Linked DNA regions of Mus musculus: regions 1, 2, 3 and 4 are each linked to region 5. Evidence: chromatin loops called from intact Hi-C (ENCODE). Cell type or tissue: gastrocnemius. All regions are shown on one strand. Links, peaks and the distances in the headings refer to the core of each region. The heading gives the core; the rest is flanking DNA. Region 1 has its middle 52 kb from the start of Pdp1. Region 2 has its middle 12 kb from the start of Gm52723. Region 3 has its middle 10 kb from the start of Gm46844. Region 4 has its middle 36 kb from the start of Pdp1. Region 5 has its middle 13 kb from the start of Gm11832.

Region 1 (6,340 bases), core at 941-5,940, 290 kb before region 5:
TTATGCTTACCAAGAAAAGAAAATTACATACGGAACAGGGACGATGTGACTCATCTGGTAGAGTACTTGCCTAACATACAAGATGTTCTGAGTTTGATTCACTCCTCATAAACCTGGCACATTAACGAGGGCCTAAAATCCCACCATAGGGAGTTGAAGGGAAGAGGATCAGAAGTTTGAGGTCTTCCTTGGATCTTGGATATGTTGCAAGATTGAGGCCAGCGTGGTCTACCTGAGACCTTGTTTCAAATTATATCCTAGGGGTTTTGTTTTGTTTTGTTTTGTTTTGTTTTGTTTTGTTTTGTTTTGTTTTGTTTAATGGAAAATGGCTGGACAGGTGACTTGGCAATTAAGAGAATACACTGTTTCTGCAAAGGACCACAGTTTGAGTCTCAGCACCCAAGTTGGGCATCTCTCATCCACCTGAAACTCCAGTTCCAGGAGGTAATCCCTCTGGCCTCCACAAGCCCCTGCCCTTCTGTGGATACACACTCCCACCACATACATAGAATTGAAATTTTACATGGGTGCTAACTTGTTTTACTATGTGCTGTGTGCTTGGACTATGTAGTATGATCATCTACTCTTGATTCAATTATTAATTAATCCCATATATAGTTATTAATGATCATCAGATTCTTATCCCAGTAGCTTGTAATGTCAACTGTAGAAGGTGTTGAGCAAATGACAGACATTGAGTAACCACCTATAACTGTCCTTAGTTTATGGAGAAGAGGTTGATGTGTTGTATAATGGAAGGAATAGTTTTAAGAGCACGTGGGAAATCACTGCAAAGAAGGCCACCAGATTTCCCTCCTGATGATTTAAGGACTCATCACCCCAAGAGATGGGATCTTTTATGTCTAGGCAGACCCCATGATTTGCTTTGATTAGTAGAATGTAAAGATAAAGGACACTGTGTTGGCTGGTTTTATGTCAACTTGACACAAGCTAGAGTCATCTGAAAGGAGGGAACCTCATTTAAGAAAATGCCCTCATAAGATTGGGCAAAAAGTAGACCAACATGAGTGAAGACCAAGCCTGGCCAAGCTGGTCCAGTGCCCTGTGAAATAGAAATAAGCCCAGACTCCATTGTTGGTCATGAACAATACATGTTTGTTGGGGAAAGCACTTATAACCAGAAATCAGTGGAAGGTATGAGACCAGTTCCATTGGGAAGAAACATAAATACAGGCACACATCCACTGAAATCATGCGGGGGTCTTACTGTCAGCCAGACCTATGAAGGACTATCAAAGCCTTCATTTCTCTGGGCTTTTATTTGTAGCATAATGTCCTCTCTATAGGATTAGTGTTATGGATGAATAGTATCTAGTGACAACCATAGTAAGCACCCAGTAAATGATGGCAAGTCTGAGGAGAAAATATCATAGAGATATAACATAGAGCAAGGCCAGACACATGCAATTATACCACAAAAAAGAGAGGTTAATCTTTTCAAACAACGGAAGTGCCTTCTTTCCCATTCTGTCATATCTATTAGGAAATATTCCTATCAATGCATAGAACTTAAATGTGGTTAGTAAAATAACTTCCTGAATTATTTCTCATATCATTGGCATGGTATGTACATCATGTTACCTTTTTGAACCTGGTTAATAGAGTGATGTTCTTATGTGCAATAAGAAATAGACACAAAAGTACTGGGTGCATGAATCAAGCACAGGGTGTACCTAAAGTCATTAAGCCTTCCCAGTCATCTCCAGCAATTGGCATTGAATTTTCTATTTTGCAGCTAAGGAAACAAGGGACCAAACAAGTGACTGACTCCTTCACCATGGGTTTCATACCAGAAAGTGCCTTGGAATTCAAATCCCTGTGAACCCAACTTCAAAGACTGTGCCCTTTTCCCCAAGCCAAGCCACCTCATGTAAGGTAGTTCTGTATTCAGGCATGAGTCAATAGCCATGTTTTGAAAGAAACAAGTAGATCAAATCCCATGGGCATGGAAGATGTATCTGGGGTAGAGATTAGGTCAGTGTAATCAGTCAGACTAGTCAAGAAATCCAACATGGAGCCTCTCCACAGTCACCATAACTCATCTGCCTATGCTTACAGCTATTAATGTATAACAAGCCTGCCTGGGAATCAATGGAGATCATCTCTCAATAATGCTTAGAGGTATTATTAAAATCTCATAGATCCTCTGATTTTGGGTGGTCCAAATCTATATTCGGAAAAAGTGCAAATGTGTGAGTGAAGGTCTGGTTAGTCTATTTTGGAACACAGACTTGCTGATATCTAAGAAGGGATGCCTTCTAAGATGGCTCAGGCTCAATGACTTCCAGAAGAAAACAAATAGTGTTATTAAGTCCCATGGGGTGGTAGTGATCTGGAAACAGGCCAAGAATTTCTTGTTATGTTATTCACCTTATATCTGTCAATCCAATCTATCAAGGTTAAGTTTGACCTAAAAGCAAGTTAAGAAAAATTCCATCTTCATCCTTGGTACCTGTTTACTATATAAAAGCAGAAGTTAAGGCTGTTCATTGGTTCATCAAAGCATTTGATTGGTTTGAAGTCTCACGTGCAAAGCAAAAGCCAGGATAATTTTCTGGGAGAATTACAAGGAAGAAAAAAACAAAACAAAACACCTTACTAAGCAATAAAGCAAATGTTTTGGTGCTGTAGTGGATATACTAGAGAAGGAGGATCCGACCACCACAGCGGCTGAGGATGAATGGGGGACCCCCAAAGGTGAAGGTGGGTAAAGCGAGGAAGGACAGAAACATGACTCCCAAAGAGGTTTAATTGTCCTCAGAAGAGGTGATGAGTAATGGCTGTTTTCTTATCTGAGCCACAAACAGTCCACCTCTTTGACATGAATAAGAAATAAAGGTATCCATTATTTCCTTTCTGCATATTAAAGACAGAGCCGAAATTACAATGTCTACAATGCAGGGATTAGTCATGCATAATTTATTTCTGAATTAATGTCGCAGTCACAAAGCTAAAGGAGTCAGAGCCTCTGAACCTAGGGCCCCCCCCCGAGAGGCAATGACAGTTGCCTGAAGTAGTCAACAGATGGGGCTGGGTGGCTGCTAACCCCTTTGACTGCAGCAGGCAGAGGGCGTCTGCGCAGAGCACTTAGCTTCCTGCAGCGGCAGGCAGGAATCAATGCCGTCCAACACGCACCAATCAAATCTATACACAGGCCACGCACAATCCGGTAAAGGAGGTCAGAGAAATACGTCCTCAGCCTAAGTAACTCGTGGGCAGCTGACGCACCATGATGTGGGTAGATCTCAGAGAGGCGCTGACGCAGTCCAGGGCTCAACCAAACCCCCTTCCACCACTGGTTCACTGCTCTGTGTCACGCAGCACCAGAGGCCAGACCTTAGGGGGTGCCCACTCTGGAAGGCACAGGAAATTCGTCCCATTTATAAATGATCTCATCTCTTCAAAACTGACATTTTCTCTAACAAAGAAAATGATTTTGTTCTCAGATTCAAAGAAAAGCATCACCTAGATACTTTATGACCTTGCTCCTGGCACAATGAGAAACCAACCACGGCTTTATAGAATCATCCCAGAGCTGGAGGCAGAGCCGTGGCTTCTTGTGAGAGGGCAGACAGCTCCTCTATCTTGGAAGGATAGGGAGGTTAAAGCAACAGGAGGACAGGAACGAGGTACCTAAGACCCTATTCATTTCACACACTGGCAAAGCTTTCCCACTGGCTGACTAAATGCATAGGTGAATGAACAAAAGCTAATAATACCTCAAGAAAAGCAGGTCCTGTCAGCAACAATGTACCATGAAAGCAATTCGGCTACAAGCTCTTCAGCCACTTGGCATTATATGGCAATATCTGAAAACCAGTCCATACTCACTGAAGATTTTATGCATAGTCCTCTGTGCCTCAGTTTCTTCACTTGCAAAAGATGTACCAGACAAGGAAGGGTTAACTGTTTTGAAAAATGAGATGAGGTGCTTAATGAGCCTTTTCATCTGTGGTTTAACTTGCAATCAATTCAGCTGACCATAGTTTACTGTAGTTTAAAAATATTGAATGGAAAATTCCAGAAATAAACAATTTCAGGCGTTTTAAGCTGTGTACTGTTCTGAGGAGTATGATGCACTATCAAGCCATTCCTTTCCAATCCTCTTGGAATGTCAATCATCTTTATCTAGCATCTCCACAGTCTGTGAGCTACCCACCTATTAGCTATTAGCAGTTACCTCAGCAGGACATAAGTCCATGTAGCTTGCTTGGTTTCTTTCTTCTCTCTCTCTCTCTCTCTCTCTCTCTCTCTCTCTCTCTCTCTCTCTCCTTCCTTCCTTCCTTCCTTCCTTCCTTCCTTCCTTTCTTTCTTTCTTTCTTTCTTTCTTTCTTTCTTTCTTTCTTTCTTAGTGTTAGCTCAAGGCTGGAGATTTGGCTTCTACCACGGGGGCAGAGAGTAGAGGCATTGTCTACACCAGTAGGAAAGTAACTGGCTGACTGAGAGCCAGACCTGACTCTAAGCACCTTAGAACTCAGGGACTTAGGGACTCAGAAGAACACCACACTCTCACCATCTCTCTGGACTAGCCACAGACAAGGACTGGATGTCAGCCGCTTCCCTGGTTTGAAAGATACACCTAGCTCATGTTTGCTGTGATTTTCTTTTTTAATTTTCCAGTGGGAAATATACAATAGAAATGTGCAGTGCCTCCCGTACATTCAGACCTACAGGGAATAGAAGGCTCAGGACCCCAGAAGGCAGCCACTGACATCCAAGAGCTCACAGGCAGGCTTCCTCTCTCAGCACTTTCATGCAGCTCTGTCTGCAGGATTCCTGGGAAGCCGCTCAGCTCTGTTGCTCAGCTCGGTTTCCTGGGAAGGAAGAGATTAAGAAAACCCTCAGCAGCTTCAACTGCCTGATGGGAACAGAGCAGATGGACCTTTTAGGAAAGGGCCATTGAGGACTCAATTCCCCAATAAAAAGACATAGGCTAATAGACTGGCTACACAAACAGGACCCAACATTTTGTTGCTTACAGGAAACCCACCTCAGGGAAAAGGAAAGACACTACTTCAGAGTGAAAGACTGGAAAACAATTTTCCAAGCAAATGGTCTGAAGAAACAAGCTGGAGTAGCCATTCTAATATCAAATAAAATTGATTTCCAACCCAAAGTTATCAAAAAAAAAAAAAAAAAGACAAGGAGGGGCACTTCATATTCATCAAAGGTAAAATCTACCAAGATGAAATCTCAATTCTGAATATCTATGCTGCAAATACAAGGGCAGCCACATTCATTAAAGAATCTTTAGTAAAGCTCAAAGCACACATTGCACCTCACACAATAATAGTGGGAGACTTCAACACACCACTTTCATCAATGGACAGATCCTGGAAACAGAAACTAAACAGAGACACACGGACACTAACAGGAGTTATGAAACAAATGGATTTAATTGATATCTACAGAACATTTTATCCTAAAACAAAAGGATATACCTTCTTCTCAGCACCATATGGTACCTCCTCCAAAATTGACCATATAATTGGTCACAAAACAGGCCTCAACAAATACAAAAATATGGAAATTATCCCATGCATTCTATCTGATCACCACGGACTAAGGCTGATCTTGAATAACAAAATAAAAAATAGAAAGCCAACATTCATGTGGAAACTGAACAACACTCTACTCAATTATTCCTTGGTCAAGGATGAAATAAAGAAAGAAATTAAAGACTTTTTAGAGTTTAATGAAAATGAAGCCACAACATACCCAAACTTATGGGACACAATGAAGGTAGTCCTAAGAGGAAAACTCAGAGCCCTGAGTGCCTCAAAAAAGAAACTAGAGAGAGCATACACTAGCAGCCTGACAGCACACCTAGAAGCTCTAGAACAAAAGGAAGCAAATTCACCCAAGAGGAGTAGATGGCAGAAATAATCAAACTCAGGGGTGAAATCAACCAAGTGGAAACAAAAAGAACTATTCAAAGAATCAACCAAACCAGGAGCTGGTTCTTTGAGAAAATCAACATGATAGATAAACCCTTAGCCAGACTAACTAGAGGGCACAGGGACAGTATCCTAATTAACAAAATCAAAAATGAAAAGGGAGACATAACAACAGAACCTGAGGAAATCCAAAACATCATCAAATCCTACTACAAAAGGCTATACTCAACAAAACTAGAAAACCTGGATGAAATGGACAACTTCCTAGACAGATACCAGGTACCAAAGTTAAATCAGGATCAGATTAACAATCTAAACAGTCCCATTTCCCCTAAAGAAATAGAAGCAATCATCAATAGTCTCCCAACCAAAAAAAGCCCAGGACCAGATGGGTTTAGTGCAGAGTTCTATCAGACCTTCAA
Region 2 (6,340 bases), core at 423-5,422, 410 kb before region 5:
TAATAGGTTTAGAAGAGAGTGAAGATTCCCAACTTAAAGGGCCAGTAAATACCTTCAACAAAATTATAGAAGAAAACTTCCCTAACCTAAAGAAAGAGATGTCCAGCTGGGCGTGGTGGTGCACACCTTTAATCCCAGCACTTGGGAGGCAGAGGCAGGCGGATTTCTGAGTTCGAGGCCAGCCTGGTCTACAGAGTTCCAGGACAGTCAGGGCTATACAGAGAAACCCTGTCTCAAAAAAACAAAAAAGGAAGGAAGGGAAGGGAAGGGAAGGGAAGGGAAGGGAAGGGAAGGGAAGGGAAGGGAAGGGAAGGGAAGGGAAGGGAAGGGAAGGGAAGGGAAGGGAAGGGAAGGGAAGGGAAGGGAAGGGAAGGGAAGGGAAGGGAAGGGAAGGGAAGGGAAGGGAAGGGAAGGGAAGGGAAGGGAAGGGAAGGGAAGGGAAGGGAAGGGAAGGGAAGGGAAGGGAAGGGAAGGGAAGGGAAGGGAAGGGAAGGGAAGGGAAGGGAAGGGAAAGGGAAGCAAAAAGGAAAGCAAAGGAAAAAGGAAAGGAAAGGAAGGGAGGGAGAAAGGAAGGAAGGAAGGAAGGAAGGAAGGAAGGAAGGAAGGAAGGAAGGAAGGAAGGAAGGAAAGAGATGCCCATAAACATACAAGAAGCCTACAGAACTCAAAATAAATTGAACCAGAAAAGAAATTCCTCCTGTCACATAATAATCAAAACAAAGAAAGAATATTAAAAGCAGTAAGGGGAAAAGGTCAAGTAAAATATAAAGGCAGAACTATGAGAATTACAGTAGACTTCTCCCCACCTTGCTTCTTGGTCATGGTGTTTCATTGTAGCAAAAGAGACCCTAACTAAGACACCCACTTTTTTAAGTCCTGTGCTCTGCTCTGGCACATGCTTTGTTTCCTTTTGTTTATTTCTGTAGCACCTTTAACACTTTCACCTATTTCCTAGCAGCCCTGGCTATATCTTCCACTTATACCACTTCACAATAAAACAAACCCTAGAGAGCTCTTTTAAACTTTTGTGTACTTTGTATCCTTCTCATCGGCAATCCCCTAAAATACTTGTATAAACAGCTTGCTGCCTTTGGAGAAAGCCAGCCTGGGGACCTCACAGGTCAAGATGACTTTTAACTCAGTGCTTTCAAACAGGAAGCTTGTGTCTGTTTCCTGTATGTAAATATTGACTGGCCTCATCTAAGGGGAAGTCCACATTATATAACAGGAAGTAGGAAGCAAGGCAGCTTAATGACCATGTGCCAGGTCTGCCAGAAACAGCTGGGAGTTCAAGTGAGAAATTATTCACTTACCAGGAAAATTGCTACATCTTTACCAGATATAGCATTCTTGGCTCACTACTTGGAGTTTCCCAAAGAGTAATTAATATACTAAGAATTTATATTACTATACAACAGGAGTGGGGGGCGAGGGTAGCTCAGTGGTAGAAGACTTGCCTAGTGTATTAATCTTAGTTCTCTAGAGGAACAGAACTTACAGAATGACTGTATCAGTAGCAGAAGTAATTTGAATAGAATAGACATACTGGTTTTGATTTATGTTTTTTCGTTATACTATGAAGTGTCAGCTCCTTATTCTTTCTTGCTAGGAGATCCTGCTCCTCCTAGAGCCAGTTCGTAGAACTAGAGAAATTAGGTAGGAGCATGACTGGGGTATATTATACAGACTAATTCACCCTAAGCCCCACTTCAGGAGGCATCATTCCGGGGCCAGGAAATGAGGAATCTCCGGTGGCTTAGAACCCTATTCATGTTATGCTGTCCTAAACCAATTGCCTGCCTTGCATTGCCTTTTCCTTAGAAATCCCAAATACAGCTGTGACTCCCTTCATGCCCCCATGGGTGCTTTCCCGTGTGTTCCTGCACTCTGCCTTCTGTTTCTAGAGCCTGATGGTAGAATACTCATGTGTTACCCAGCTGTCCATCACACAAAGGAACACAGGACAGTGTCAGGTTTGGGAAGATGAGGTTGAAAGAAAGGGTAAAAGATCCCTACATCATGTCTCATCTCAACCACATGTAGAGTTAGCCAAGCTAATTTTCCTGGCTGAATTGTATATGAACCACGCCTCCCAAAATCCCAGGTGTTGAAATCTTGGTTCTCAGTGATGCTAATGAGAGGTGACTGGACCATGCAAGTCTTGACTTCTCAATGGCTTTATCCATTAATGATTTCATAGGAGATGGGTTATTAGGAATTGGTTTTTATTGGGAGGGGTGCTTCTGCAGGGCCCTTAGCCTCCTGCCTCAGCTTCCTAGAGGCCTTGAGGTGAGCAGCTCCCTGCTGTTGCAAGCTCCTACCATGATGTTTTGCCCCATCAACCAAACAGTGATTCCAGCCATCTGTGAAATAACACCACTGAAAGCAAACTCAACCAATCAGTCCTTTGAGCTTTCTTGGGTATTTTTTTTTCATGGTGACTGAAACCAACACACCTCTCCTACCTTCAAATAAATGCAGTCAGCCCTCCAGAATCTGAGATCCAAAGATTTAGATATGTGCCAAATTTTCTTTTGTGTATCCAAACTGAACACGTGTAAACGGAAACACCTTTTCTCTCTTTCTTGTTTCCGAAACAATACAGTCTAACAACTATTTACATTTCACTTACACTGTAATAGGTATCATGTCACTTATGCAAGCTTGAAGTGTGTGGTGAGATCTGAATGGGTTGTATATAAGTTCTATGCATAAGTGCCTGGGAACATGGTCAGCCTTCTTAGTGAGCATGAGAGTGGAGAATAAAGCCAGAGGGTGCCACCAGGATGCCACCAAGATGGAAACAGTTTTAAAAGTTTACCATGCATTGTCAGCGCTGTTAGAACAGATGAGCTTTCATATTGTTTTCTCTACATGAAGTCATCGTAATCTGAAACTTTCCAACTGACCATTGTGAAGACTTCCCTGAAATTAACAGCAGGTGGCAGTGAAGAGCAGACTCAGCTTTTCAGGGTCTCAGCTTTTCTAAAAAAAATTAATAGAAACATGAGGAAGGTGTGTGCTTTCTGGATTACAGAAACTCAGAAACTGGCTGCCCTCTAGACCCCGGCTTTCCCATCTGTCAATCCTCACTTTACTGGCTCTCTCCTTATTTCGTCAGAGTGTTGGGCAGCTCAGCCAACCAGCACATTCTGTCCCTACTCTTTCTAACCCAGGTTTTGAATTAAACACTAATACTGTCATCTACTGAGGAAGAGAGTCACAGCATAAGTCTAGCCTCAGATCACAGAAAAGCACATTCTCTAATGCTTATAGAATCTCTTTCAACGCATTTTAATGCAATACCCACTTGCATTAAAAAGATTTAATTAGGCTATTATGGAGTATTATTATATTGAGTAATGCCCCTAAATCTTACTTTAATAATTCAATGTATATTTTAATGTTGCAACTTGAAACATCTACAAGGCAATATAATCCCAAAGATTATGAAGCATACCACATTTTCTTCGAGGGACAAGCCACAGTCAGAGATAGCAAGACCAACTAACACCAGAGATAACCAGATGGCAAGAGGCAAGAGCAAGAAAATAAGCAACAGAAACCAAGGCTACTTGGCATCATCAGAACCCAGTTCTCCCACCACAGTGAGCCTTGGATACCCCAACACACCAGAAAAGCAAGATTCTGACTTAAAGTCACATCTCATGATGATGATAGAAGACTTTAAGAAGAACATAAAAACTCCTTTAAAGAAATACAGGAGAACACAGGTTGAAGCCCTTAAAAATGGAACACAAACTTGGGTGCGAACTCAGCGAGCCCTACCACACCCAGGATCTTGAGATCCCTGGTGAGTGGAATGCAACATCTGTTCCAAAAAACCCCGAGGGTCTTGTGCCAGCAGGAACAGGGACAAAGGAAACCACCCAACCAGTGGCTGGGGTTCTTTCCTGGCAGCACCAGCCCTGAGCCATCTTGGGCGCGAACTCAGCAAGCACTAGCACACCCAGTATCTTGGGATCACTGAGACCAGTCCACACAGGAGAGCACGTGGGTGGCAGAAGCAACAGAGCTTCTTGGACAGGGTCCCTTCAGGCCTTCATCCTCAGTCAGGAGGCAGAGCTGAGACCCAGACCCCTGGGCACCTTCCTCACCAGAGGAGAGTCAGCCTCCAGGGAGGGCTCTGACCCCAGGACTCAGGAGATGGATCAGAGCTCCAGACTTCTGGACACCTTCCCTGCCAGAGGAGAGATTGCCTGCAGAGAGTGCTCTGATCACTGGGACTAAGGAGAGAGTTCGACTCCCAAGAGTGCTGACAGAGGCTAAAGAATCACAGGAGGAACAAGCTCCAGCCAGAGACAGCTAGAACATCTAACACCAGAGATTACCAGAGGGTGAAAAGGCAAACATAAGAATCTTACTAACAGAAACCAAGACCACTCGGCATCATCAGAACCCAGTATGCCCACCACAGCAAGTCCTGGATACCCCAAAACACACAAAAAGCAAGATTCAGATTTAAAATCGTATCTCAATCTCATGATGCTGGTAGAGGATTTTAAGAAGGACATTAATAACTCACTTAAAGAAATACAGGAGAACACTGCAAAACAGGTAGAAGTCCTTAAACAATTAAAGGAAAACACTGCTAAACAGGTAGAAGTCCTTAACGAGGAAACACAAAAATCCCTTAATGAATTACAGGAAAACACAACCAAATAGGTGATGGAATTGAACAAAAACCATCCAAAATCTAAAAATGGAAGTAGAAAAAATGAAGAAAACCCAAAGGGAGACAACTCTGGAGATAGAAACCCTAGGAAAGAAATCAGGAATCATAGATGCGAGCATCAGCAACAGAATACAACAGATGGAAGAGAGAATCTCAGGTGCAGAAGATTCCATAGAGAACATGGACACAACAATCAAAGAAAATGCAAAATGCAAAAAGATCCTAACCTAACACATCCAGGAAATCCAGGACACAATAAGAAGACCAAACCTAAGGATAATAGGTATAGATGAGAATGAAGATTTTCAACTTAAAGGGCCAGTAAATATCTTCAACAAAATTATAGAAGAAAACTTCCCTAACCTAAAGAACAAGATGCCTGTGAACATACAAGAAACCTACAGAACTCCAAATAGACTGAACCAGAAAAGAAATTCCCCCCAACACATAATAATCAGAACAACAAATGCACTAAATAAAGATAGAACATTAAAAGTAGTAAGGGAAAAAGGTCAAGTAACATATAAAGGCAGACCTATTAGAATTACACCACACTTCTCACCAGAGACTATGAAAGCCAGAAGAGCCTGGACAGATGTTATACAGACACTAAGAGAACACAAATGCCAGCTAAGGCTACTATACCCAGCAAAACTCTCAATTACCATAGATGGAGAAACCAAAGTATTCCATGACAAAACCAAATTTCACACAATATCTTTCCACGAATCCAGCCCTTCAAAGGATAATAAAGGGAAAACACCAACACAAGGAGGGAAACTACACCCTAGAAAAAGCAAGAAAGTAATCCTTTAACAAACCTAAAAGAAGACAGCCACAAGAATGGAATCCCAACTCTAACAACACAAATAACAGAAAGTAACAATTACTTTTCCTTAATATCTCTTAATATCAATGGACTCAATTCCTCAATAAAAAGACATAGACTATCAGACTGGATACATAAACAGGACCCAACATTTTGCTCCTTACAGGAAACCCCACCTCAGGGAAAAAGACAGACACTACCTCAGAGTAAAAGGCTGGAAAACAATTTTCCAAGCAAATAGTCTGAAAAAACAAGCTGGAGTAGTCATTCTAATATCGAATAAAATCCACTTCCAACCCAAAGTTATCAAAAAAGACAAGGAGGGGCACTTCATACTCATCAAAGGTAAAATCTTCCAAGATGAACTCTGAATATCTATGCTCCAAATGCAAGGGCATCCACAATCATTAAAGAAACTTTAGTAAAGCTCAAAGCACACATTGTACCTCACACAATAATAGTGGGAGACTTCATCCCACTTTCATTAATGGACAGATCCTGGAAACAGAAACTAAACAGAGACACATTGAAACTAACAGAAGTTATGAAACAAATATATTTAACAGATATCTACAGAACATTTTATCCTAAAACAAAAGGACATACCTTCTTCTCAGCACCTCATGGCACCTTCTCCAAAATTAATTGGTCACAAAACAGGCCTCAACAGATACAAAAATATGGAAATTATCCCATGCATCCTATCAGATCACCATGGACTAAGGCTGATCTTCAATAACAACATAAATAATAGAAAGCCAACATTCATGTGGAAGCTGAACAACACTATACTCAATGGTACCTTGGTCAAGGAA
Region 3 (6,340 bases), core at 596-5,595, 400 kb before region 5:
TTTCATTGCTACTTTGTAACTGCAATTTTGTTACTGTTATGAATGTTAATGTAAATATCTGACATGCTGGATATCTGATATCATGACCCCAAAAGTTGAGAACCACAGGTTGAGAACCACAGGCTTAGATGTCTAAGTTGTATGCAAATAGAATGATTATATATGCAAACATACGTACATACATTGGTTGCACAAGTAAGGTTTATCTGGGAATAAGGAAAATTATGTTGTATTGTCAAAAGAAAGAAACTATCATTTGGATCATCAGGAGAGAAAAAAACAAATCTAGAAGAGTCTGGAATTTGATCTAAGTTACAGCACCAAGTCTGGTGACTTCTTCAGAAGTAATAATATTTATTCTTTGTAGAAGTTTTAGGAAATACAGAAATGTACAAAAAATACCATCTCTTTAGATACCCACAATTACATTTTGGCTTAACATACTCCCCAAACAGTTTTCTTTATATTATGCATAACATATGCCTTATTTATACTCTTTTGCATAATGGAATTATGTGATACATATGTCTTGCTTTTTAAAATACTAAGGAAAAAGCATATTTTACATAATTGAATATCCTTCAGAGATTGATTTTAAACAAATCAGTTTATATAGAGACATTTTTTATATTTTTATGTTACATATTTTCCCATAAGAATGAAGCCTATGTAGGTCTGGGACTTAAAGACCAGACTGAGCAGCACAGCAAGACCCTAGTTATTAGGGCTTTTTTTTTTTAATTTGTTGGTGGTTTTTTTTTTTTAATTGTAAAGATTTTACTCTCTCTCTCTCTCTCTCTTGCTCTCTCTCTCTCTCTCTCTCTCTGTATTTATTTATTTTTTTATTTCTTTATTTAATGTGAATAGACTGCCTTCAGACCCACCACAAGAGGGCATCAGATCCTATTACAGATGGTTGTGAGCCACCATGTGGTTGCTGTGAATTGAACTCAGGACCTCTGGAAGAGTAGTCAGTGCTCTTAACCACTGGGCCATCTCTCCAGCCCCCTACCCCTTTTTAAGTGAATAAATAACGATTTCTTCCTACAGAGTAGGCAGAAAGATTAACCCATTTACTGAACCCTTGAACCGTTGGTGATGACCTCTGAGAGGTGATTCAAGGTCAAGTCCAAATACTACCTTGTAGCCTCCCCCAGCCTTGAGCAGGCTGGTTCAGACCTTGCTGCCACTGTGAATGAAACCACCTGGGGTGGAGCCTTCTGACCTAGGTGGTTCTATTGTTCTGTCATCAGCACTGTTCATCTCCAAGACCCTGCTACCTGCTGAGAGGCTGAACCTGCCTTCCTGAGAAATTCCTGAGACAGCAGGCAACCCAGTGATTGACACCTTCTGCCAACTTAGTGCTGTCAGACAAATGGCTTACAGGCTGGCGTCAGGCATCCAGAATGGATCATCGGGAGATGGGCTTCCCCCTTTATAAGCACAGAATTTTAGTAAACATTGGGCTTTGATCAGCATCTGTCTTGGCCTTGTCTCTTCTCTCGCCGGTCTCTCTCTTACAGCTCTGGCCTCCCACTCAGGAACCCAGTTCGTGTGGCCTCAGGCAGCTACACTACTCCATCCTTCCCTCTCCTCACTTCCATTCACACAAACTCTAGACACTGCAGGCACAGAATCGACATCACCCAGCAGTGTGCTGTCTGTTTCCCCAGCTGACCTTCCTTCTGGAAGCTTCCAAACTATCATGGTCTTTTTGGGGGAACTCTCTAGCTTCAACTGCTTGACCTGTCTTCTATCTGTGAACTCGGGTTTCCCCCAGAGGCTGCCATCACTCTGGGAACCAGGCCATGGTTTCTCCATCACCATAGCTTCTTTACTACATGGTCACAACATTTATCACCATGTCAGCCTGAACCTGCTCCATCTGCCCCTCGGCAGGGCTGACACCTTTGTCAGGGCACAGGCGATGCCTGCTTAGGCTGCTCACACTATTACATCTCTAGCATGAGAACCGTATGCAGTAAGGCTTTATATAAGATTAATTTGATATTACCCAATTAACTGATTTTGATAGATTTTTATGCCACATATTTTCCTATGGGGATAAGGAGTGTATGAGAGGGGTTTTGTCTATGTGCTACTGTATAATATGTAAATCCAGTGCCTAGAAGTCTATCACCTTTCTTTCTTTCTTTCTTTCTTTCTTTCTTTCTTTCTTTCTTTCTTTCTTTCTTTCTTTCTTTCTTTTTTTTCTCGAGACAGGGTTTCTCTGTGTAGCGCTGGCTGTCCTGGAACTCACTTTGTAGACCAGGCTGGCCTCGAACTCAGAAATCCGCCTGACTCTGCCTCCCAAGTGCTGGGATTAAAGGCATGCGCCACCACACCCGGCTCTATCACTTTCTTAAAGAGTTTCAGTCCACAGCTTGCCTGTCTGTGGATGGGTGTGTGTGTGTGTGTGTGTGTGTGTGTGTGTGTGTGTGTGTGTGTTGGTTTTTATAGTAAAAGGTTACTATGCCCTTTTTCTGTTTCCTGCATCTCTCATTCAAATATATACACACAGTGCATAAATATCTCTTCATGAAAATATTAAACATTTTCTCAAACTATCTTTCAATGCTGTATCTTTTCCTTGTTTGCTACTCTAAACTCTTTAATTATTTGTTTACATCCCAACCACAGTTTCCCCTCCTTCCTTTCCTCCTAGTCCCTCCCCTCCCATCTCCCTTTTCCCCCAACCTTTCATTTCTCTTCAGAAAAGGGAGGCCTCCCACGGATATCAACCAAACATGGCATATCAAGTTGCAGTAAAACAAGACACCTCCTCTCGTATTAAGGCGATTGAGGCAACCAGACTAAGGAAAAGGTTCCCAAAGACAGGCAAAAGAGTCAGAAAAGAAGGAGTAGCACATGAAGACCGAGCTACACAGCTCTAACATATATATGCAGAGGGCCTAGGTCAGTCTCGTGCAGGCTCCATGATTGTCAGTTCAGCCTCTGTGAGCTCCTATGGACCCAGGTTAGTTGATTCTGTAGGTTTTCTTGTGGTGTCCTTAGCCCCTCTGGCTCCTACAATCCTTCCTGCCTGGCTTCTACAGGATTCTCCAAGCTCCTCTTACTGTTTGTCTGTGGGTCTCTGCATCTGTTTCCATCCGCTGCTAGATGAAACCTCTCTGATGCCAAATGCACCGGGCACCAACCTATTAATATAGCAGAACATCATTAGGAAACTCTTACTGTATACTAACCATTTAAAAGAGCAGTACAGTCCATGAGAATAAGATCTCTATGGTGCATTTACACGTTGTTCTCAGAAGGTGGCACAAGAGAGTCTCCTTGGGCTCCTGGAAAGGCCTACTCTGATGCATCTAGAAGCCCCTCTCCCCGGCCTCCTTTCTCAACTTCTGCCTTTTTATCCCTTGTTATCTCCCTCATTTTCTCTCCTTCCAAGTTCCTCTTCAGACCTGTGGCTCAAATTATGAGATTTCCCATTAATTCTGGTTTGTCCTATAATGGAGCTGGGGAAAGGAAGCAGGAAAGTGGTTCTTCCTAAAATGACCCTTCCCCCATAAGTGTTTGCATATCTCCTCTATTGTGTACCAAGGCACACCCTATTTAGAGAGCAGTAACCCCAAATATGTGATATGTGTTGCCCTTTATTTAAGAAATGCTAATTTGTTTAATTCATAAACTAACACACACACTCTCTCTCCCTCTCTCTCTTTCTCTCTCTCTCTCTCTCTCTCTCTGTGTGTGTGTGTGTGTGTGTGTGTGTGTGTGTGTGTGTGTGTGCGCGCGCACGCAAGCATGCACTTGCATGAATATTGTATGGTATTAGCATGCACATATGTACCTATGTGTGGAGGCTAGTGTCTTCCTCAGTCACTTCCCACCATGTTTTTATGACAGTCTGGGAACTCACTGAGCAATCCCAGGCAGGTTTACAAGCCCCATGGGCCTTGTCTCCTCGGGGCTGGGATTACAGTCACACGATGCCACATTGGCTTCTTATGTGCATGCTCAGCGTCTGAGCTCAGTCCTTATGCTTGCCTCCCAAGCACTTTATCAACTGAGCCATCTTCCCAGTCTCCAATCCACAAGCATTTGATGAGTTTATTTCCTTTAATAAAGTCTGAGAATGACCATTTAGCTAAAACTTTATACTTATATCAATTATATACGAATTGAAAAGGCATATGCATTTTAAAAGATATATTTTTAAGCAGAACAACCTCCTTATCCAGTATTATTAAATGTCGTCGTATTCTACAGAGCCAACTGCTGAAGAGGATAATGGCTGAGGCAGCATATGGATTGGCCAAGCTATCTTCCAGCCTGTGATTTTCTCAGTAACTGGAGACTTGAATCCTCAGAACTACACTTAGCTTCTATTTCTCCTTCTCTTTTCCAATTATTAAACTGAAAACTATTTTTCCACAGTACTTACAGCTTTTGACAGAATTTGTTTCAATCTTCTGGTTTGAGCAGAAATGAGAATTCTTCAAATAGGTACTGAGCATGCCACCACACATTAGCCAGCAGAGACACCCAAAGTGATACTTTTAGATTTCGGACTTGAGCCTTGAAGAAGCTCTTCGCAGGATCCAGCTCATTCTGTTTGAGTGCTTCCTCCCTGGTCCCATTTACTCATAGTGCAGAAAAGCTTATTACAAAGAATTTCTTTGGGTTTTTCCAATTTACCATATACTAATTACAAACCATTTTTTCACTTAATGTATTACATTTTATGTTGTATAGTATACATTCTTTATTGTTATAATAAACTTTATTCCATAGTTGGAAAAAAAAGATGTATTTTAAGTCAGATGACACATACTACCAAATAGCTTTCTGTAAAGTTTGTACCAAATGACATCCCAAACAATAATGTCCAGTAGTGTCCCTCACCATCAAGAATAACTTGTCTAGTAGACTGTAGTATCTCACTGAGGTAATAATGTATATTTCCCTAAAGTATATGTCTTTAAGTAATAGGGAAGTGAGAAGTGGTTTGATCTTGTATATTTTAATAATGAATAATTTCAAAGTGTATATTTCTCTTAGTAAAATAATAATAACATTTTAAAATCCTTTAGACTAATTCTGAGATCATCATAGACTAGGAGACACCAAGGTCTTAAATTCAGTCTTAGAACCACAGGCCACAGATATTCACAAGTAAAAAGAGACACGATCACTTAAGTATCTTTATTATTTTATAGCCAAAAATACTTAAGGTCTAGTTATTAAGGGAAATGTATTCCATGAGAGCCATGGTAGTAGAATCAAACAGAAAATGAGGTTTATCTTATAGTCTTATGTGTCTTCAACTTAATCACTATTTTGTAATATATGCTTTGTAATAGGTGGCACAACACTATCACACACACACAAACACATTCACACACTCACAGACACACTGACTTAAATACAAACACAGACAGAGAACATCAGAAAAGATTTTGTTCAGGGAACTAATACACAAAAGTAGGAGATTAATATTAACGAACAACTTCGGTAAGATGCAGAGCATTAATTCTGAGAATATATAAATGAAGTGAAATGAATAAAAGATGTTGATAACATTCAAGTTTATAGAAATGGCATACAATGGAAAAGGGTAAGAAAAAAGTCTTTCATGGGTGAGATGATAAGATGCTTTCACATTCTGAAGAAAACTCACACAGAGTCATCGCTATCTGCTCTTCCCGTTTATCTGAACCTGGCTGTGTAATGGGAGAGGAAGTGCATGTGCCACGGAGTTCCTCCCTGTGGCCTTGAGAACTGACAGAGTCAGTGGACCCAGGGGCACCAGGTTGAGATGAAGCAATATATTCCATCAATGATCACTCAATACAGCTTATTCTAAACCAGGTTCTATGGAAGATCTACTACCATCAAGGACAAGGTCTCTACCTCCTGGAAAAGTTCATCTATCAGACAAGAAAGACAAGTAACAGCAGGATGATATGAGCTGTGACCATCTCATCAGAACCATTGTTGATCAGTCCTTGGGTATTGTCAGCGCCGAAAAAGCTAGGAGTAGAGTGAGGTCAGATGCCAGAGAAAGCAAGCAACAACTTTGCCTGGGGACACAATCCTGGCTTGGGGCTGAGGTCTGATAACTGTCCCTAGATAGAGTGAGTGAGGCAGCAGGGCTGGCTGGCAAGCTGGAGCAAGAAAGAGCCTCAAGGACAAATGTGAAGTCAGAAGTGGGAGGAGTCAGGGAGAGTCAATGCAAAGACATGATAAAGGTGAAAGAACCAGACTAGAAGAGTTTGTAGAAGAACAATTCGAATCTGTTATGAGAAGGGATGTTCTTTTTTTTTTTTTTTTTTTTTTTTTTTTTTTTTTTTCGAGACAGGGTTTCTCTGTATAGCCC
Region 4 (6,340 bases), core at 440-5,439, 300 kb before region 5:
GGCAAGTTACTCTATCCTGTAGACCACAGTTGCCCCATGTGTGCTCCCCCACTCTTTGCTATCTCCATCATTTACAGAATCTGCTGTGTCAGTATAGGCAGGCTCAGTTTGGGATCCTTATTGGAAGCCCTGGACACTGGAAAGAGGCCCACCCAAGTCTTAGAGCAGACAGACTTCACAGTGATGCAAACTGATCTGGTCTTTGAAACCTGGTAGGACTGTTCCTGGTAATGCAGAAAGATAAAGACAGGCCAGGTAAGACAGGAAGACAGAGGGCATTAAATTACTAATGTTATTGGACTAACATACCCTTAAGACACACACTGGTTCAAGTCTGGGCTCCACCATATACTCTCCCCCTGACCTTGAATTGGTTATTGAACTCTCAGGCTTACAAAGTGAGTGCCTTCCTGCATATTTGTCAAGCATTCAGGTGTTCTCTTTGGAGAAGCATCTTAAATCTTTTCCTCCTGTGTTCATCTGCTCATCTGAGCTCTATGTACTCTGCAGGATTCTTTTTAAACTTAGATGTGAGTCTTCTCTGCCCTTTCATCTGTTAATCGTAGCTTTTGGTGAACAACAGTACTTGCTTTAGACAAGTATGCATTTTCTACGTTTTCTTTTATGGCAAATAACCTTTGACTCTCTTTGGTGAGGCAGTTTCTGATCCCATGAAAGCATCCATGCCATCTTTCCAAGCTCTGCTCTTTGATGCATGTAGATCTGCCATGCATCTGGAACGCATCACTGCTGCTGATTCGAGATAAGGCTCCAGGCACATTTCCTACCAGGAGATATCCAGTTGGCCCAGAACTACTTATTAAAGATTCTCCTTTATCCTCTGCAAACTGTAGAATAGTTTTGCATCTTGAGCCTGTTTGTGTGTGGGTCTGTCTCTGAACCTCATCCTTCCACGTTGGTTCATTGCTTTTGAAGGGCACAAAAAGGCCCAAGGATGACAAACATGGCCCCGACAGGCTTTGCCCTTTCTTCTTCTCTCTCCCTTATTAAAAACAATCTGGTTATATTTCTAAAGCTATCCCCAAGGTCCGTTTCCCTTATTTGACTACTGACTTATTCCTGAGACTAAATCAAAATTCATTATTTGGCTACAGCACTTAACTTGTCCAATTAGGACTTAGCATCTCACCCTAGCACAGACTCCCCAGTTTTCTCTTTAAAAACCCACTACTGGAAAAAAACAAAAACAAAAACAAGAACAAGAACAAGAACACCACCTGCTGCTTGCTATCTGCAATCCAGAGGCAGCCTCTCCCCACCCCCAAGTCCCACTTACCCTTCTGAGGTAAGAAATCTTCTTTGTGCTGCGAACTTAGTGTCTGGTGTGTCCCCTACAAACACTAAGGGACACCCTCTCTTATACCTTCAACCCTGTAGAAATACCACATATCTTAGCTACTACAGCCTCTTAGGACTTGGTGTTTGGCAACTTCAGCTCTTGTTCTCATTCACACTGCCTTGGCTGTTCTTGGCCCTTGCTGATTTTAGAGTCAATGTGCGGGTTTCCTAAGTACTAGAAATGAACACCGACAGTGTAAGCATACTCAGTTCTAGGGGCCTAAATTGAATGTCCCTCAGGGTAACCCCCGCGTTTCCTCCTCACTTCTGGGTTGCAGTTACCCATGTCTGTACGCTCACGCATCTGTTGTTGCTTGTGGTCATCCTATCCTTTTTACAGCAAAGAAATATGTCTGAGCCAATTTGTGCTTTCGCTTTTAACTTGTTAACTGAGCTTTCCTTTAGTTGTCATGGCAGAGTTCTATTTGAGCTAAATATTTCACTTCTTTGAGCCTCTTCATATTTAAAAACAAAAGCACTTTGCCCCATTTATTTTTCTGTGGTGTCACAGATTTAGTACCTGAGTGTTTTACTGCCTTATAAACTATTTTGCTCCTGAGTTATGTAGGAGAATATCTTTTTTCCTAATTGTCCCAGATTTTTTTCAGATAATCTCTTATCTTTTATGCTACCCTCCAATTTTTAGCAGAGCCTCTGATGGGTCTGAGGGTCTGGAGCTCATCAGGAAAGAGTGGACCTGATCTCTCCACCTCACCCACTAAGATGTTTGTGTCAGTGTCTTTGACAGGCTTTGGTTTCTCCAAAGTCTAAAGATCTGTGACAGACAACCCAGACCTATTGGGAAAAGCAGATGTGATATGCCCTTTCCACTTGGAAAGATAGTGTAGAAGGTTTTCCTGGTGGGTGAAAAGGACAGTACCTCAGCCTTGGCATTGTTGACAGGCCTGGGACAAAGACTGGTCTTAAGAAGACAGGATGATGAGTCCCTCTTTTGCACAACATCCCCAAAGTGGCAGGAGAAAGGCAGCTCTAAGTGACAGCTCTGGGCATCAAGAGTTGGGCAGAAGCAATGGGGAGCGAGCCTCTCACGGAGGACTTGCTTCAGTGCTTTTTTCCATGGAAGGAGCTATGCTGTTGGGCCAACATATCAGGACACCAGGGATCATCAGTGCAAGAGAGACAACACAAATGCCTTATATGGTGAGGAGTGACGGGCAAAGCCAGAAACCACGGGCAGAAACGAGACCCTTCTCTGCTTGCAGACCAAAGTCTTCCACTTTCCCTTTTTGAACTGCCTTAAATGAATTGTTTGTTGTGCTCGTGAAGGACCCGCTGGAAATGAGGCAGAGTCTCAGGATAAAGGTCCGTATGAGCACTCTGCAATTTGAATATTCAAATCCGTTCTAATGAATTTAAAATGTGTCTTTCCTGTGCCAAAGAGTTAAACAGTCCATATTACTTTTAAACTATATTTTGTAGTGGGTAGAGCATGCGAATTGAATAATTTACATTCCTGATGTTCTTTTGAGATTTTTGTCTAAGTTGAAATATTTTAATTGATTTTCCCTTATTCCTAAAGCTATGTTAATTATTGGTAAGTTTAAAAGATAAACACATTTAAAAAGAAATTGAAAAAATACAAAAACATACTGTTTCTAATAACCACAAACACTATGCTTCCCAATTTGAACCAATGAGTCAAACATAAGAATACCTATGAGAGTGCCCATATCAAGCATTGCTGTTTGGTCTATACCTGGCTTACTTAGCACAGGTTATCTTCAGCTTCCATCAACGTGGCTTATAACGGCTCCACGGCATGCTTGGTCACCACACTCCCCTCTTCAGTCAGTTCTCCAGCTCTACCCCTGCAGTTCTTCCAAAATATATGTCCAATCATATCCCCCACTCCGCTTATAACTTAATAATGGCCTCCACAGCCCCAAGATCGAGGCTTTAATGTCCCTGTGGCTCAGAGGTTCTTGATATCCTAGTGCCTGCTTCTTGCAGTCTTGTGATCACCTTGGCCTCTGTGCTCCGGACACAGGGCAGCCTGTTTCTGTGCTTAAGAGTCATTCTATATCTCCGTCTCTCTTCCTCTCTTACTGTCAGGTTGGAACTTGGTCGTTTCCTCTCAAGGCTAACTGCCTTGTCTTTCATCCACAAAGAGCATTTGGACATTTTCAGCTCTGCCAAGCTCTGGTTGCACCTGGACTAGGCAACATTGCCCCCTAGAGGACCTCTAGGTGCTCTGGCTGGGCTGACTCCTGAAATGACCTGAGACCAGAACTGAGGGTGACTCATATGGAGACTGGATCATATGCCACTGTTTCCTTGGCTATTGCTTCTGCCCCAGACTCCCTTTCTTTTGATATTTCAACCAATCTTTTAGACCTTCTCCTTGGGTCCATCCGGATCTCTTAATTTTCTTTGTATTTTCCATTATTGCTGTTTTTCTGTGTTACATTCTAATAGTTTGTTGTCTCTCATCTTTTGGTTTTCCAATCTTCCCTTCAGCCATGTGTAACTTAGAATTAAAATCTTAGGCTTGGCTATTAACTTTTGAAAGATGTAAGGATTAAACTCAATCATCTCAAGCCTGCTAAGCATAAAAAAGGCATCCTGTAGCTATACTATGACTGCACCCACAGCCTGGCTGTTACAATATTTTGAGACAGGGTGTCACAGTGTAGCCCAGGATGGCCTTGAGCTCATGGTTCAAGGTTATGCCAGCCTCCCAAGTGCTGGGATTGTTGCGTTTTTTCAAATAGTAGGATTCCGATTTAGCTCTGTTTCAATTCTGCTGTTACCTTTTAATATACAGACCCCAGATCCCTGTTAAAACTATTAAGCCTATGTTTCATTTATGTTACACAGTAAGCAGAGGTGTATAGTTTGCACATGAGAGTTTCAGTAGTGATGCCTTTTCCTGGTATCTGCTCTTTCTATGTGGTTCCTGACTGTGTCTGGTTATTGTTCATATGAAAAATAGTTTTTAGAAATAATATGAAGACTGGGGCAGGAACATGGTCATACTTAGAACATTTTGAGTATTTATTTTACTTTCTCAAAGAAAGACAGACTGCTGGATGTAGCCAATGATTTAGACGTATTTAGAATCCTGAAAACTTGACTGTATTCTCCTACAAATAGACTTCCAAACTTTGTTTGGAGGTTCTAGCAAGGGATTGAGCCTCTCATAGATCCTTGACCCAAGATGGATCTTCTATTGAGAAAGGTTTTTCTCTGCAAGCATATGTACAGCTTGTCAGGAAACACACACATGGTCTGGGAACATGGAAGAAGGGAACATATGCCTAGCCAGTCAGATTAGCTACATCACCTGCCTAATGGGATGACAGCTATCATAGCCAAATCACCTTTATACCTTGTTTATTTTCACCAGGTGCAGCCATGTGGCACTCCTTCCTTGTCCTCAGAGGATACTCCGTGACTCATAGTGCAAGCTGAATATCTGAGGTAGTGCCAAACTACAACGTCTTTCCAGTCTATCCTACAGTGTCAGAGACAGTCTATCTGTCCTTGTCTTATACACTGGTGACTCCTTTATATCATATTGCACTTTGGGGCCATTATTAAATAAAATAAGCATTAATTGAACATAAGCATGTGATATTATGATAGCTAATTTGATAACTGTGACCACTTCCAACTGATTAAACTGTTAGGAGTATATATAATGTAAATACACTGCACAAAGACCCCTCTAAGTTATGTATATGGACTTAAAGGCTTCAGAAGGCCAAACTAAAAAGAGACATCAGAACTCCTTTTAGCTCCTCCAGTGTCAAAGGGGTCAGTACAGTGGCTTGCATTACCATTGCCTTAGGGTTTTACTGCTGTGAAGAGATACCATGACTAAGGCAAGACTTACAAAGGACAACATTTAATTGGGGCTGGCAGGTTCAGAGGTTCAGTCCAGTATCATCAAGGTGGGAACATGGCAGCGTCTAGGCAAGTATGGTGCAGGAGGAGCTGAGAGGTCTACATCTTCATCTGAAGGCTGCTAGTGGAAGACTGACTTTCAGGGAGCTAGGATGAGGGTCTTAAAGCCCATACACACAGTGACACATGTACTCCAACAAGGACACACCTACCTCAACAGGACAACACCTTCTAATAGTGCCACTCCCTGGACTGAGCATATACACACCAACACAACCATCATTTACCTAGAGCAGCTCTCCTGGGCTAAGGCAGGTTGGATCTCTCTCTACTACTTGCTCTCTGATACCCCGAGAGAGTCAGCTGGAACAGATGACAGCTTCCAGCATGCATTTCTCTAGCATTTTTCTAGTTAGCCTAGCACATTTCCTAGCCTATGATATGCCCCCTGCATGTCCTTTCTCAGTTATGTTTTGATATCCTCTCACTTTACGTAGAGCAAGGTGTACAAGGGACAAGGGAAAGGAAAGTGCTGTGGTTGCCCATTTTCTACTTGATCCAGACCTCGAATTTCTCACCCAGGGTCAGACTAAATAATGAGCATTCAAAGATGTCTGCCTCCAATCCCCAGGAGCTGTGGATATACTACCATATAAGACAAAGGAGACTTCCTGTTGTGAGTATGTTAGTGATAGAAGGGTATTCTCGATCATTCAGCTTGTCCCAATATGATTGTAAGGATCCTCATTAAGATGAAGGCAGGAGACATACATCATATCAAAGAAACGAAGAGATAAGAGTGAAGCAGGAATGGCCTCCAAGCCAAGAAATGTGAGCAGCCCCTAGAAGCTGCAAAAGGTACGGATGCAGCATCTCCATTAGAGCCTCCTGGAGGAATGATGGGGCTGTCAGCTTGATTTTAGGACTCCTGACTCCTTGAACTGTGACACAATAAATACATCTTGTTTTAAGCCATTAAAGTTACAGTCATTTGTAACAACCTCAGCAGAAAAACTGAACTGGCAGGCCATCAGTCTACTGTCTGGCTCTGCTGCTAACCATTGTAGTTCCTGGAAATGCTTCTCAGATGTTCGAATTAGGTCCTCTCGATGAC
Region 5 (6,340 bases), core at 425-5,424:
CACATCTAGATGCCCTCAACAATGCAGCCATGAGGCAGTTCCTGCTGCTGCCTGAGGGGGACAGCAGCAGACACGGCCTCTGTTAGAGGAGTCTCGGGGCATGTCTTCAAGCATAAGTAATGTAAATAAAACATGCGTTTCGTTTTTTTACTACTTATGGAATAAACATCGTCTGTTTTGTTTTCTATGTTATCTGACAGCTGGAAATCCTTTAATAATTTTTAAGAAAAAAAAGTCTTACTAGAACTCTCCTGAAACTATCACAATCAAATAGCAAACCATTCATTATTATAAACGCTTGTTAAAAGTATGTTGCTCTTACAAGAAAATCAGTTGGTGATTAGGTGTTACTGTTTCAATATTATTTATATCATGTTTTATAAGGGTTGCTCATTTTTTTTCACAATATTTTGTATTGATTATTTGGAAATTTCATATCATGAATTCCAAGCACACTCTCTTCCCAGTCTTCCCAGGTCCACCTCCCACCCACCCTTGTGACCTCCCCCTAACTCCCTACAAGAAGAGGGGGAAACCAAGTCAATTTGTGTTGCCCATATACTCACTAGAGCATGATCAAACTTCTAGTGGCCAGTTCCTTAATAAAACTGAGTCCTTCCCTGCCCTCATCCCCCCCACCCCCCCAGAAGGCATCAGCTGTGGAGAGCTTCACTTCAGTATCCTTATCACAATTTTAGGAGTTCTCTTTGGTAGATTTCTCTCTAGGTTTTTACTACTTGGGGATGGGGGGGTGGGTAAAGGTTGTCACAGAAGCCTTCTATGTCACTCTTTCTCAACTGTGAGTCTGCCATCATCAATACCATGGCAGCCATAGCTTTCTTGCCCTTCACAATCAGCAGGAGCCCAGATCATAGACTCAGACATGGTTTCTGGATACAGCATGGACCACAAGACATCCACATGGTCTCTGGCATTAGCACATGATGGACTTCAGCATCTTCTCCAGTGGCAATACAGACCATAGACATCAGTACTGCCTTCTGCTGCAGTAGGAAGGCAGACCCAGACATGGTCATCGATGGCAGCACAGACCAGGACATCACCATAGCCTCAGGTGGCAGCGCAGGTCACTCGAATAAATATGGCTCTCAGTGGCAGCAGGGCTCAGAGACATTGTGATGGTTTGTATATGCTTGGCCCAGGGAGTGACACTATTAGGAGGTATGGGCTTGTTGGAGTAGTTTTAGCCTTGTTAGAGTGGGTGTGACCTTGTTGGAGTAGGTGTGTCACTGTGGGTATGAGCTTTAAGACCCTCAAGGTAGCCTGGAAGTCAGTCTTCTCCTGTCTGCCTTTGGATAGAGATGGTAGAACTCTCAGATCCTGCTGTGCCATGCCTGCCTGGGCACTGCAATGCTCCCACGTTGATGATAATGGACTGAATCTCTGAACCTGTAAGCCAGCCCCAGTTAAATGTTGTTCTTATAAGAGTTGCCTTGGTCATGGTGTCTGTTTACAGCAGTAAAACGCTAAGACATAAGTTGGTACCAGGAGTGGGGTATTTCTGTGATAAGCCTGACCATACTTTACTCAGAAAAATGTGGATTTTGAAAAGCAGTGGGATGCTTTAAGTGGGGCTTAGTGGGCCATCTTAGTAGGAATGTGGAAGAGTTTATTGCTGAGAGTTCTACAGTTGCATCCAAAGGCAGACAGGAGAAGACTGGTATACAAGAAGATACAAGGGTCTGAAAGCCCACAGTGACACACCTTCTCCAACAAGGCCACACCTCCTAATAGTGCCACTCCCTGAGCCAAGCATATACAAACCATCACAGACATCATCAACATGGCTTCAGGTTGCAGCACAGACTATGGACATCCACATGACCTTTGGTGGTAACACTAGCCATAGGCACCAACACAGACCCTGGCTGAAGCAGGAACAGGGACCCAGACAGACATCAGCGTGGCCTCAGGAGGCAGCTCAGACCCAGTACATCTGTGCGGCATTCAATGGTACCTTGGGCCAGGGACATCAACATGGCTCCCAGCTGCTGTAAGATCACAGACATCCACATGAACCTCGGGCTTCAACACAGTCTGAAGCAGTGGACCGTGAATACCAAAGTGGCCTTGGGGGACAGCACAGACCATAGAGGTCTTTCAAGAGAGGTCTTTCAAGCAGGTTCATTCCAAAAATTGATCTGTTCTTCCTCTTGGACACCCTGCTGTTGCTCAGAACCATGGCAACTGTGCAGCTGGGGAGCCTGTGGAGGGGGCAGGGGGAGGGGCTAAATTGGAGTGCAAGCTCCAGGCTGCTACACACCGCCCTATCCCCTATCGTCCCTACTTGGCAACTACATGTGTCTCCCCCCCCCGCCCCGCCCCCACCCCCACCGTCCACCGCAGGCCTCTCTCACTTCTATTACCACCATAACATTTCTAGTTCTGCACCCTCTCCACCATTTGCTCACTGCTCCGTTGCTCTCTTTTCTATCTCTGTATGGAATATTTGTTCATTGTGACACTGGAAACTGTGGGTGTCATAATACACACACACACACACACACACACACACACACACACACACACACACACACACACTAGCCAAGATGGCTGTACTTGCAAATATTCATTGCAATGAGTCTTTGGTTCACGGTTTCTGGTTTCTGAAGCACCAGACATACTGGACCATTGCTGGCCCCTATTGGAGAACCTGCCAGAGTCATGGTGATCCTGCAGCTCTGGTTCTGCAGGACCGGCCCTTTCACGTGCTCCGGCGGCTCGCAGATGGTGTAGATGTTGGGGTAGACTGACTCAAAGCACTGGATCTGGGCCCAGATTGTAGCTGAGTTGGTCAGCTGTGGCTCGGTACACTTTCTGTTTAATTAAATAATTTACTGCTCATGGCCCTTCACCCACACAAGGAATATAAAACCCGGACAATATAAAATGTTAGAGAAAATCACACCGTGGGGCACATGGATAACTGAAATGGGTTATAGCTTTTATAGCTATCATAAGGGAAACAGGAAGACAGTATGCGAAGGCTGATGAGACAACTGTGAGCTGTTGCTGCCCCCTGCAGGCCATCCACCATAAAACAGCATTGTATATACAAATAGTTCTGGCCAGGATATGCAGATAATTAAAGTTACAGATAATAAATTAACAATATTTTATATAGTTAATTCATTAGTCTTAAACTTTTTCTTCGCATTTTTATTACATTTATTTTCACGGTGTTAGGAGGTATGTCATAGCCTGCGGAGGTCAGAGAACAATTTGTGGAATCTTCTCTCCTACTGCGTGGGTCCCAGTGGTCAAACTCAGATCATGAGACCTAACAGTAAATGCACCTCCCTTACCCACTGAGACATCCCACTGACCCAACTTTATTTTTCATAAACCCCAAAATCTTTGGGGATTTGCTTTGTTTTGAGATTTTGCTCTCAGTAAATATGTTTCTGGCATAAACGGTAGAGGCTCAGAGCTCTTCATACTAATAACTGCTAAAGACAGCCCTTAAACTTTCCTTTAACTTATGAATCAAATATAAAAGTTCTGAAACCACACTGGCTTATGATTGAATTCAGCTCCTTTCATGAAAAGTGATGCTCCTGGAAAGTATTTGAGCTCTCATTTTTCTCCCCTGTAAAATGAAGAAAATAATAATAATAAAGATAATATTATCTAAGTTTTGAGATTGCCATGAACAAAATAAAATAAGGCATATAGATTCAGCAATGCCATTCAGACACATAGTCAGGAATCCACAAATAATTTATTATTTCTAATTATTATTATTATTAAAAGAAAGTATGCATTTTAAGTGACTTCCACACAATCTATGGGAAGGCTGACTAGAGCATCCAGGCCTGCTGACTGCGAGCCAAGTGTCAGACCGTCACAAGGATGCTGACTTGCTCTTCATGCAATTAATATAAAGCTCGGGGTTCCTGGAGATAGCCACACAATTCCCGCAAGCGGCTATCCAAATAGCTCACTGTCAAGTCCTTTATAAGCCCAGCACATCACAGATTAAGGTTACTGGACAATCCTCCAGCATCTAATGACTTCATTGCACTGGAATGACAAAAGTGGTTCAGCTTTTGTTTTTTGTTTGATTGTTAATGTATTTTTAAAGATGTATTTAATTCTATGTGTTTTGCTGACATGTGCCTTTGCACCACACAGATGTGTGCCTGGTGCCTAAGGTCAGAAGAGGGTATAAGATCCCTGGAACTGGAGTTAGGTGTGGTTGGGAACTACTATGTGGGTCCTGGGGATAGAAGCCTCGGGCCCTGTAAGATCTTAACTGCTGAGCTAGCTCTCCAGCCAGATTATACACTTTCAGACAGGGTCCTATACCGTAGCAGAGGTTGGCCTTAAACTCATGACAATCTTCCTGCCTCTACCCACCTTGGGCTGGGATTGCAGGCATCAGCCACTGTACCTGTTTGACAAAGCTGATATTTTCATGACACTGCCTCATAGAAAGTAAGCACATTCCATTTCTCCCTCCGCTCTGAAATCCCCTTTTTAGATGCTTTAGATAAATATCTTTTAAAATATCTATTGCTTGTTTCTATCAGGCCATTTCATTGTCTCTGGTAGAGCAGAACCAGATGCCTCATTCCCCACGAGAAACCATCGCTTGTCAGTTGACAGGTCCGAGTCTTCTAACATTCCAGGAACGATGCTTCCATGAAAGTTGAGATGCTGCAGATTTCCATCTAGTGTCATTGCTAAAAATTTGTGGGTTCAAGAGCTGGGGAAAGTCCTGAGGCACCGAAGGTCAGCCTTTCTTACAGAGAGGGTGGGGTCCCCTTAGTAATAAGTATCACACAAGTACTTTTTTTAAAAAAAATTTTTTCCCTGGAGCTGGGGAGATGGCTCAGCAAGTTAAGAGCACAGGCTGCTCTTCAGAGGACCTGGGCTTCATTCCCAGCAACCACATGGAGGCTCAAAATCATCTGTAACTCTAGTTCCAGCGATTCTGCCACCCTCTTCTGTTTTTTGTTTGTTTGGTTTTGGTTTTTTTGAGAAGGGTTTCTCTGTGTAGTTCTGGCTGTCCTGAAACTCACTTTATAGACCAGACTGGCCTCAAACTCAGAAATCTGCCTGCCTCTGCCTCCCGAGTGCTGGGATTAAAGGAGTGTGCCACCACGCCCGGCCCCTGTCACCCTCTTCTGGCCTTCACAGGTTGCAGGCATACACATGACATACATATGTAAATGCAGGGAAAACACACACACACACACACTAGCTGTGTTTAAAAAGTGTCCCCTGAAAAGTTCATCTCCTGGTTCTCTTTTGACCCTGATGGCTTTCATTGTGGCATTTCCATACACACATGTCATTTGCTTCCTTTCACCCCCTTCTCCAGTGTCCTCCCCAGTCTTCCCTCCCTCCTAACTTGTTTCTCTGTCTCTGTGACAAAACACTTGACCAAAAGCAACCAGAGGGAGGCTGGTGTTTAATTCAGCTTACAGATTGTGGCCCATCATCAAGGGAAACTCCAGGACTTCAGGGCAGAGGACAGAAAGCAGAAAGGAAGCAGAGGCCATGGAGGCCCGCTGTTCACCGGCTTGCTCCCATGGCTCACCCAGCCTGCTTTCTCATACAATGCAGGACCACTGTGGGCTGTGCCCTCCCACATCAGTCATAAACCAAGAAAGTGTCCCCTGAACACAGGCATGCAGGCTCGGTTCATGACAGAGACAAGTCCTCGAGAGACGTCCCCTTTTCCCAGATGACTGCAGCTTGTGTCAAGTTGACAAAAACTAACAGCACACCCCTCTTCCTACTGGTCCCCTTCCTTCCCTAAAACAGCCTGCCGACCTTCTGGTTTCATGGCACATAAATTCCATTTTCCTCGCTTTTCTACCTTCTGCTTTAGATCTCTTCTTCTCCTTTCATGGTCTCCTTTCTAGTTCATGGCTTATACATATACATGTATACTCTGCCTCACGAGTGCTGGGACTAAAGGCGTGCACCACCACGCCTGGTGATTTTCTTTAAAGATTTAATTTTTAAATTAAATGTGCATGTGGGTGCAATTCCCGCAGAGGCCAGAAGAGGGCACTGGATCCCCTAGAGCCAAAGTCGCAGGCGACTGTGAGTCACCTGATGATGTTGGGACCTGAACTCAGGTCTTCTACAAGAGCAATACCTGCTCTTAAGACTGGGCCATCTCTCCACCCTGATTTCATTATTCTTTATTGAAAAATGTTAGTATGATGTATATATACTTCTTCTCTGCCATTCATGAACTGAACTTGATTCCATCTTTTGGCTACTGTGAATATTGCAACAATAAACACGTGTCCTTCTGAGCATGCCAACTTAGAGTCCTTCAGGTGTCTATCAAGAGTGATCT

The links. Hi-C counts contacts between places; a loop is a spot of excess contacts. Peaks named below come from ENCODE experiments on the same cell type or tissue, not always from the same donor. Only the 100,000 strongest peaks of a DNase experiment are listed, where the experiment ranks them.
Region 1: a loop joins it to region 5, with 7 times the contacts of the local background. A loop is called at or near these places in 30 of 42 quality-filtered maps.
Region 2: a loop joins it to region 5, with 7 times the contacts of the local background. A loop is called at or near these places in 31 of 42 quality-filtered maps.
Region 3: a loop joins it to region 5, with 5 times the contacts of the local background. A loop is called at or near these places in 33 of 42 quality-filtered maps.
Region 4: a loop joins it to region 5, with 3 times the contacts of the local background. A loop is called at or near these places in 16 of 42 quality-filtered maps.

The regions. Positions count from the first base shown.
Region 1 is chr4:11,911,572-11,917,911 of GRCm38, reverse strand. No RefSeq gene overlaps it. Among named protein-coding and RNA genes, the nearest start is that of Pdp1, 52 kb to the left of the region's middle. In gastrocnemius, for the core only: a CTCF peak has its summit at 3,064; DNase peaks (open chromatin) are centred at 3,072 and 4,807; H3K4me3 peaks cover 441 bases.
Region 2 is chr4:12,031,645-12,037,984 of GRCm38, reverse strand. No RefSeq gene overlaps it. Among named protein-coding and RNA genes, the nearest start is that of Gm52723, 12 kb to the left of the region's middle. In gastrocnemius, for the core only: a CTCF peak has its summit at 2,931 (motif pointing right); a DNase peak (open chromatin) is centred at 2,948; H3K4me3 peaks cover 252 bases; H3K27ac peaks cover 519 bases.
Region 3 is chr4:12,020,810-12,027,149 of GRCm38, reverse strand. No RefSeq gene overlaps it. Among named protein-coding and RNA genes, the nearest start is that of Gm46844, 10 kb to the right of the region's middle. In gastrocnemius, for the core only: CTCF peaks have their summits at 884 (motif pointing right) and 3,270 (motif pointing right); a DNase peak (open chromatin) is centred at 3,303; H3K27ac peaks cover 3,168 bases.
Region 4 is chr4:11,926,793-11,933,132 of GRCm38, reverse strand. No RefSeq gene overlaps it. Among named protein-coding and RNA genes, the nearest start is that of Pdp1, 36 kb to the left of the region's middle. In gastrocnemius, for the core only: a CTCF peak has its summit at 3,548 (motif pointing left); a DNase peak (open chromatin) is centred at 3,540; H3K4me3 peaks cover 234 bases; H3K27ac peaks cover 362 bases.
Region 5 is chr4:11,624,881-11,631,220 of GRCm38, reverse strand. No RefSeq gene overlaps it. Among named protein-coding and RNA genes, the nearest start is that of Gm11832, 13 kb to the right of the region's middle. In gastrocnemius, for the core only: a CTCF peak has its summit at 3,044 (motif pointing left); DNase peaks (open chromatin) are centred at 2,196, 2,765 and 3,033; H3K4me3 peaks cover 477 bases; H3K27ac peaks cover 373 bases.